2 separate regions of the Homo sapiens genome follow, and region 1 is linked to region 2. Evidence: read pairs that join two places in POLR2A ChIA-PET (ENCODE). Cell type or tissue: OCI-LY7. All regions are shown on one strand.

What was found. ChIA-PET counts read pairs that join two places held together with the same protein. Peaks named below come from ENCODE experiments on the same cell type or tissue, not always from the same donor. Only the 100,000 strongest peaks of a DNase experiment are listed, where the experiment ranks them.
Region 1: POLR2A ChIA-PET joins it to region 2 with 8 read pairs; 3 of 35 experiments call an interaction of 5 or more read pairs at or near these places.

Annotation. Positions count from the first base shown.
Region 1 is chr4:70,588,033-70,592,032 of GRCh38, reverse strand. No RefSeq gene overlaps it. Among named protein-coding and RNA genes, the nearest start is that of AMBN, 2.2 kb to the left of the region's middle. In OCI-LY7, no CTCF peak of the experiment used is centred here; a DNase peak (open chromatin) is centred at 1,992.
Region 2 is chr4:70,676,691-70,680,690 of GRCh38, reverse strand. LOC101927297 (a long non-coding RNA gene) reads right to left here and starts at 2,033. Exons shown (of 4, transcript XR_938860.3): 1 at 1,949-2,033; 2 at 1,414-1,514. In OCI-LY7, no CTCF peak of the experiment used is centred here; DNase peaks (open chromatin) are centred at 110, 2,140, 3,132, 3,870 and 1 weaker place; H3K4me3 peaks cover 3,636 bases; H3K27ac peaks cover 4,000 bases.

The sequences.
Region 1 (4,000 bases), 89 kb after region 2:
CAGTAAAGGAATAATGGACATAGGCTCTGAAGACAATTATTTTGGTGAGCTGGGGAAAATATATGTAAAATAGGTGCAAAACAAAACCTGTTTTGTGCAGGTTTTATCTGCAGATAAAGCTAGTGACCCAATGCTAGCATTCTTCAGGTTTTCACCCTCCTGTTTGTTGTAGTAAAAGAGACTACTGTCCTTCCCCCCAGCACACACAGAGTTTAAAAGAAAACACTAAAATGTTAGATGGAAAATTAATGTGTGTGATTTCTTCCTTGAATTTCCTAGATATTTTCATATCTGGAGATAATTGATTAGAGATAGCCAAGCTTTTGTAAGAAACTACAGTTGGACCCTTTGCAAGAATCAGGTTTACTTCAGGTAAACGTTTGGTGCATTTTAAAAAAAATCTGTGGGGACGGGGACGTAAATCAGAACATTCTCTATGAACCAAATCAATGGGCACAAGTGTCAGTTCACTCTTCAGATAGACACATTCCCAGGCATTAGTATCAAGCCAGGTTAATAAGACATATTTCGATCACTTAAAAGGTTAACGTCAACACAGATTGGTTTTTCTCCGTGAACAGATAATATCTTGGATGTGGATTGAATATTAGCTGCTTTTGTTACTTCTCTGCCCATCCTTGTCTTTCCAAAGTTGTGATTTCAGATATGGTAGGGATAAGCATTTAAGATTAGTTCTGAAGAAGGGATGAGTCAGTACACTCTTTAGGGAAGTAGGGATCTTGTCAATTACAGGGAACATTGAGGAAGCTGGTATTTTGAGAGAAAGCTGTATCCATACCCAAATGTAGGCCTAACAGCTTCAAATAATGTTATCTTAGAAGCTGCTCCTGAAAACCTCTGTGTTCCACTGATACCAGAATTATCTTTAGGATGCAAAGAAATGAAGAATGTGAATGTGTTTTGCAAACAGCAAAATGTTATTGAAATGAAAAGTATTATTTTTCATGCTGTCTCTGGTGCTTGATGCAGTCCCTTAATCTCTTTTGAGCCCCAGTTCCTTCTTCTGTTATGTAAGGATAATAATTAATGACCACAAGCTAGTCTTTTTTTTTTTTGAGACGGAGTCTCGCTGTGTTGCCCAGGCTGGAGTGCAGTGGTGTGATCTCAGCTCACTACAACCTCCGCCTCCTGGGTTCAGGCGACTCTACTGCCTCAGCCTCCTGAGCAGCTACGATTACAGGCCTGCGCCACCATGCCCGGCTAACTTTTTTTGTATTTTTAGTAGAGACAGGGTTTCCCCATGTTGGCCAGGTTGGTCTGAAACTACCGACCTCAGGTGATCCTCCTGTGTTGGCATCCCAAAGTGCTGGGATTACAGGCGTGAGCCACCACGCCCAGCCTGAGCTTGTCTTAAAGATTGGTGAGATGGTGAAGATGCAGCAGCTGCCATTTATTGGGTGCTGAATGAATGAGTTGATTGTCCTTTTGGTAGGAGAAACTACATGAAATATGAGACCACAAGAACTGTGTGTGTGTGTGTGTGTGTGTGTGTGTGTGTGTGTGTGCTGGAGGAGGAGGAGTGCTGGCAGCTAGGTTCATAAGCTCCAAGGAGGTAGAGGAGGGACCTGATGGAGGACATTTTCTCTGTGGAAGTTGATGCTGAATCCATAGGAACGAGCTTCCTAGTTGGCTAAAAAACTGGCAAATAGTGTGTATGTGTGTGTCTTGTAAAGTTTATAAGCGTGATCATGACACACTAATAATGATGTTTTGGTAGGATTCTTATGTTCTGCTTTGCTTTTGAGCCAAATATCCAATATATCATACACACTGTTGCTTCTTCCTTTTTTAAATGTCACACTCCATTCTGGCTTACTGACTTCCAGATGTTTATCTGGTAGTTTATTTCTCCTCCAATATCCTGCACACCAACACTAGACTTATCTTCCTAAAATACTGGTTTTGGCATTTCACTGCCCCACTCAAAAACTATGTAAGGATCTCTAAGGCTGTCATAAAGTTCACCCTCTGTAACTAGACAGTCAATTGAACATTTCAGTTCCTCTTTCCAATCTTGTTTCCCACTTTGCATGAGACAGTGTGTATTCATATTGTAATAATGATTGTAATCAATTGGAGTTGGTTTCATTTTTTCAGCTAATAAACAGTTTTTTGTCAGATTTTATGGGATGTATGTTACTGGGAAAGTTGGTAAATGTAATACTAATATATCCTACAAAAAATTTTCTATTACAATGAAATCTGGAAATTAGTATGAATGTATGAATGAGTTTCTGACAGTGATTATAGATATAAGGAAATTACCATAGCTGATGGAAACCATGTTATGTTGGCCAAGACCATACCTGTATGAAGAAGAATCAGAGAGTCAGTTATAAGAAAATACTTGTGTCTGGAGTACAGCAAAATAAAAAAAAATCTCAAAGTGACAAAAGATGTGAGACACATGAAGAGACATAGGCCATAGAAAAAGTTACAATGAAAAATTTAGAGCAACAAGATCTGGCAGAATATGTTAGTAAAGTGGTTGAGAGCACAGCTGTTTAAATCCCCTCTGTAATACTCACTGGTCATATGACATTGAATGAGCCACTATATAATCTTCATGTAGTTTTTTTTTTTAAAGTTTTTTGAGACGGAGTCTCACTCTGTCATCCAGGCTGGAATGCAGTGGCACGATCTTGGCTCACTGCAACCTCCGCTTCCCAGGTTCCTGCAATTCTCATGCCTCAGCCTCCTGAGTAGCTGGGACTAAGGGCACGCGCCGCCATACCCAGATAATTTTTGTATTTTTAGTAGAGACAGGGTTTCACCATGTTGGGCAGGCTGGTCTGTAACTCCTAGCCTCAAGCGATCTGCCCACCTTGGCCTCCCAAAGTGTTGGGATTACAGGCATGAGCCACTGCACCTGGCCTCCATGTTTTCACTTTATATAAATACATATATTTTATATATATATACACATACACATATATTTTATATATATGTATATATGTATGTATATATGCATATATATGTATATATACATTTTATATATGTATATATGTTATATATGTATATATGTATAAATGTATATATATTTTATATATACATGTATATATAGTATATTTTATATATTATATATACACATATTTTATATATGTGTATATATACATACATATATAACATATATACATATATAACATATACATACATACATAACATATATACATATATGTTATATATGTATATATGTATGTGTATATATTTTATATATGTGTATATATAGTATGTTTTCTATATGTATATATGTGTGTATATATACATATGTTTTATATATATACACATTATATATATATATATAGAGAGAGAGAGAGAGAGAGAGAGAGAGAGAGACAGAGTCTTGGCTCACTGCAACCTTCACCTCCTGGGTTCAAGTGAGTCTTCTGTCTCAGGCTGTCGAGTAGCTGAGATTACAGGCATCCACCACCATGCCCAGCTAATTTTTTGTATTTTTAGTAGAGACGAGGTTTCACCATGTTGGCCTGGCTGGTCACGAACTGCTGACCTCAGGTGATCCACCCACCTCGGCCTCCCAATGTGCTGGGATTACAGGCATGAGCCACTGTGCCCAAGCTCATATAACATTTTTATCTGTGAAATGTGGTCTACCGTAGGTCAGCATTAATTTAATTTAAATACGAAATATAAGGTGCTTAGCACACTAGCTGGTAGCCAAGAAATGTTCAGTGATCATGAGTTATTATCATTCTTGTGGAAATGAAATATGAAGGCTAAAAATCTGCTTCATATTAAAATACTTTCTCAGCTTTATTGAGGTATAATTGATATACAATAATTGCACATATTTAATGTATACATCTTGATGAGTTTAGACATACGCATATACCCTTGATATCAGCATTACAACTAAGGTAATAAACATATGCATTACCTCCAAAAATTTCCTTGTGTTCTTTTGTATGTGTGCTTTTTTATTAAGTAGTAAGAACATTGAACAAGAAATCTGTCCTCTTAA
Region 2 (4,000 bases):
CGATCACGCCACTGCACTCCAGCCTGGGCGACAGAGCGAGACTCCATCTCAAAAAAAAAAAAAAAAAAAAAAGATTTAAGCAGGGGCCAAGAAATGGGAAGTTAAGTTTTGTATATGTTTGATTTGAGGTGTCTGTGAAGCTATTTAAGTGTCTAGATGTCTTCTAGATGGTTTGATATATGGATCTCTTTAGAGAAAGAAATTTTTGATGTCTTTAAAATTCAGTTGAAACGTGGGACCATATTTGATATTTAACTAAAGGCAAATAAAATATAATTTTGGGTTGTTCTGACTTAAGTAACTAGCACACGTGAACTAGTAGACCAAAAGTGTTATACTACCTACCTGCTACTAGAGTTATAGGACTACATATCTCCAGGTGTCAAATTAAAAAGGCTTGGATTGGCTGGGCGCAGTGACTCATGCCTGTAATCCCAGCACTTTGGGAGGCCGAGGCAGGTGCATTGTTTGAGGCCAGGAATTCGAGAGCAGCCTGGCCCACATGGTGAAACCCCATCTCTACTAAAAATACAAAAATTAGCTGGGTGTGGTGGCCCAGACCTGTACTCCTAGCTACTCAGGAGGCTGAGGCAGGAGAATCATTTGAACCTGGGAGGCGGAGGTTGCAGTGAGCCAAGATTGCACCACTGCACTCCAGCCTGGGCAACAGAGTGAGACTCTGTCTCAAAAAAAAAAAAAAAAAAAAAAACCAAGCTCTGTTAAATTTCAATAAGGTATTAGAAATTATTAAAAATGACCTAAGAATTTAATAAGCTATTTGCAAATGTGATCTTGATCTATATCTATTTTGGGTAGAGATATATTATTTATGCTATGAGCAAAGGGGAATCATTGGAGGGTTTTAAACAGGGAAGGATTGGAAAATTGACAGAAGGAAGTTGGTGCAAGATGGTGATAGTCATCAGAGTGATGCGTTTTTGTGTCTAAATCAGGGTCCTGGGAATATGGATATGAAAAGTAGGCAGATCAAGAGCTAAGCATTATGCTAAAGTAATTGTTTATATGTTGTAGCCATGTTCTAGCATATTCCATGCTTTACACTTATCAATTTAATTTTCATCAATCTTGTGAAGTATGTACTACAGTGATGCCCATTTTATAGATGAAACAGAGAAAACAAGATTTTATAACTTGTCAGAGTCCCATTTGCACCCAGGCAATAACTGACTCCACAGCGTTTGCTCTTTTGTTCAGTAGGAAGACTAAGTAGAAGTGTCTCTTAAGACACATCTTTACAGTTGCATCTGATATTTTAAAAATAACTGACTGGATATTCCTCACCACAGATTTATGCTTTCTCGTTATTAGGGAAAATGAACTTAGTATGGCACTTACATATGATGTAAACACTCTGAATAGAAGAGTTAGAACAAGAAAATTGTATTTTCTTACCTACTTTTCCAACTAAATCTTTAGAGTTCCCTTTTGGTGTTCTTTCATATCCTTTTTTGGGGTGCCATCTGATATTGCTCTTTATGAACACCTCTCTGCATCTAGAAAACATTAATATATAAAATTACACACATATGAAGAAAAGTGATAAAGTAATATGCCAGCTGAGTAAAATGGTATACAAGATACAAGATGAATTTATTAGCAATGAAGAAACAAAGTAAAAGAGTGAACAGAATGGAATGACATTTAGACCTACTTGAATTAGTTTGAAAGATTTTAGGGTTTTTTATGAGGATGAACAGGAAGGAAAGAGAAATAAATTTATGGTAAGGAAAATGACAAACTAAAAAAGATTCTGAAACAGGAATTAGCAGATAATATACAGGAAAAGGAAAGCAGACATAATTGACTAGAGCAGAAGCCTCTCCAGAAATCAGAAGTTTTCTTAAAGCAGAGAAGGACCAGACCACTGCAATGGATGAATTGAAGGGAGCATATTCTTTTTGTTTGAGGGGTATCCTGGAAACCTTACTTATTATTGTGTCCCTGGAGAGATTACCATGAAATCTAACCAGATTTTTTTTCAAATGAATTTTTGGAAGTAGGCCCTTTTTAAATTAGGACCTGCCTGGCAGGTGATATGGTGAAGGGAAATAGCTCTGTGTGATGGTCAAACCACTGACATGTAATTTCTCAAACAGCAATTCTATGAAAAACCACTGCAGGTGCAAGTTTATTTAAAAGCTGACCACAACACAGGTGCAATTCTCCTCATAAACATTTAACCACAGAAGGACTACCCTAAAAGTCTATGTGGAAAGCTGTTCGAGAAAAAGAAGTCAATTTTTTGGTTTGTATTTTTTAATTTTTAGTAAGAATTTGGAATGAAGTTTCTTCTTCATATTTTGAGGGTTTTTTTTTTTAAATTCAGCTTTTGCCTCTGTTTTTTTTTTTGAAATGGAGTCTCACTCTGTCGCCCAGGCTGGAGTGCAGTGGCATGATCTTGGCTCACTGCAACCTCTGTATCCCAGGTTCAAGCAATTCTCCTGCCTCAGCTCCCGAGTATCTGGGATTACAGGCATGCGCCATCATTCCCAGCTAATTTTTGTATTTTTAGTAGAGATGGGGTTTCACCATGTTGGCCAGGCTGGTCTTTAACTCCTGACCCCAAATGATCTGCTTGCCTTGGCCTCCCAAAGTGTTGGGATTACAGGCGTGAGCCACTGCACCCAACTGACCAGCTTTTGCCTCCTGATATCTAAATATAAATTTTACATACACTGTGCTTGGATAGAGATCAATATTTGAAGAAACTCTGCATATAAGAACGAAAATGTTTAGGGTTAAAAAATGGCAGTTAGTATTATCAGACATTTAATGAGGTTGGAAGTCACAAAGATTAGGAAGGAGGGTATCAAAGGGTATCAAAGTTGAGTAAAAATGCTCTGTTTGACTTTTAATCATTCAATGCTTATATAATATCAGAAAAAATCATTCAGTGTATATCTCTGCAAAAATAGCTAAATATATATATATTTTTTTGAGACAGAGTCTTGCTTTGTTGCCAAGGCTGGAGTGCAGCGGTGTGATCTTGGGTCACTGCAGCCTCCTCCTGGGTTCAAGTGATTCTCCTGCCTCAGCCTCCCAAGTAGCTGGGACTACAGATGTACTTCACCACACCCAGCTAATTTTTGTATTTTTAGTAGAGCTGGGGTTTTACTACGTTGGCTGGGCTGGTCTCAAACTTCTGACCTCAGGTGATTCATCAACCTCAGCCTCCTGAAGTTCTGGGATTACAGGCATGAGCCACCGTGTTCAGCCAGCTAAAGCATTTTTGTTAGACAAAATCATTTTTGATTATTTCACTTATTTAAATTACAGATTTCTAAGTTTTGTATCATTTCACAAGGTATACATAATCAAAACATCACATTGTGAAATGATTCAGTCTAATCTTTCAATTCCCCCACCCCCAAAAAATGCCAATTAGAAGAAATTTCTCCATATAGATGTGAAAAAATAGTATTAATGGCTCTTGGTATTGTGAGAGGTAAAATGGACTGTAAGTTAAGAGGCTTAGGCTCTCTACCTTTAGCTTTAGAATGACTAAGATTGATTCTGAAGTTCAAAATAGATTCTAAGCTTGTACAATTGAAATGGGGGAAAAGGCCAGGAATGGTGGCTCACGCCTGTAATCCCAGCACTTTGGGAGGCCAAGGTGGGTAGATCACTTGAGGTCAGGAGTTTGAGATGAGCCTGGCCAACATGGTGAAACCCCACCTCTACTGAAAAAGACGAAAATTAGCCAGGTGTGGTGGTTTATGCCTGTAGTTCCAGCTCCTGAGGAGGCTGAGGCAGGATAATCGCTTGAACCCAGGAAGCGGAGGTTGCGGTAAGCCGAGATCATGTCACTGCACTCCATCCTGGGTGACAGAGAGAGACTCCATCTAAAAAAAAAAAAAATGGGGGAAAAAAGTTAATCCTATAAAGTGCATGGTGTTGTTATCTACTATGATTCTCCCCCTCACTCTGCTGCAGCTACAAGTGCCTTCCTTCCTGCTCCTCATCCTGTGTGGGCCAAGCT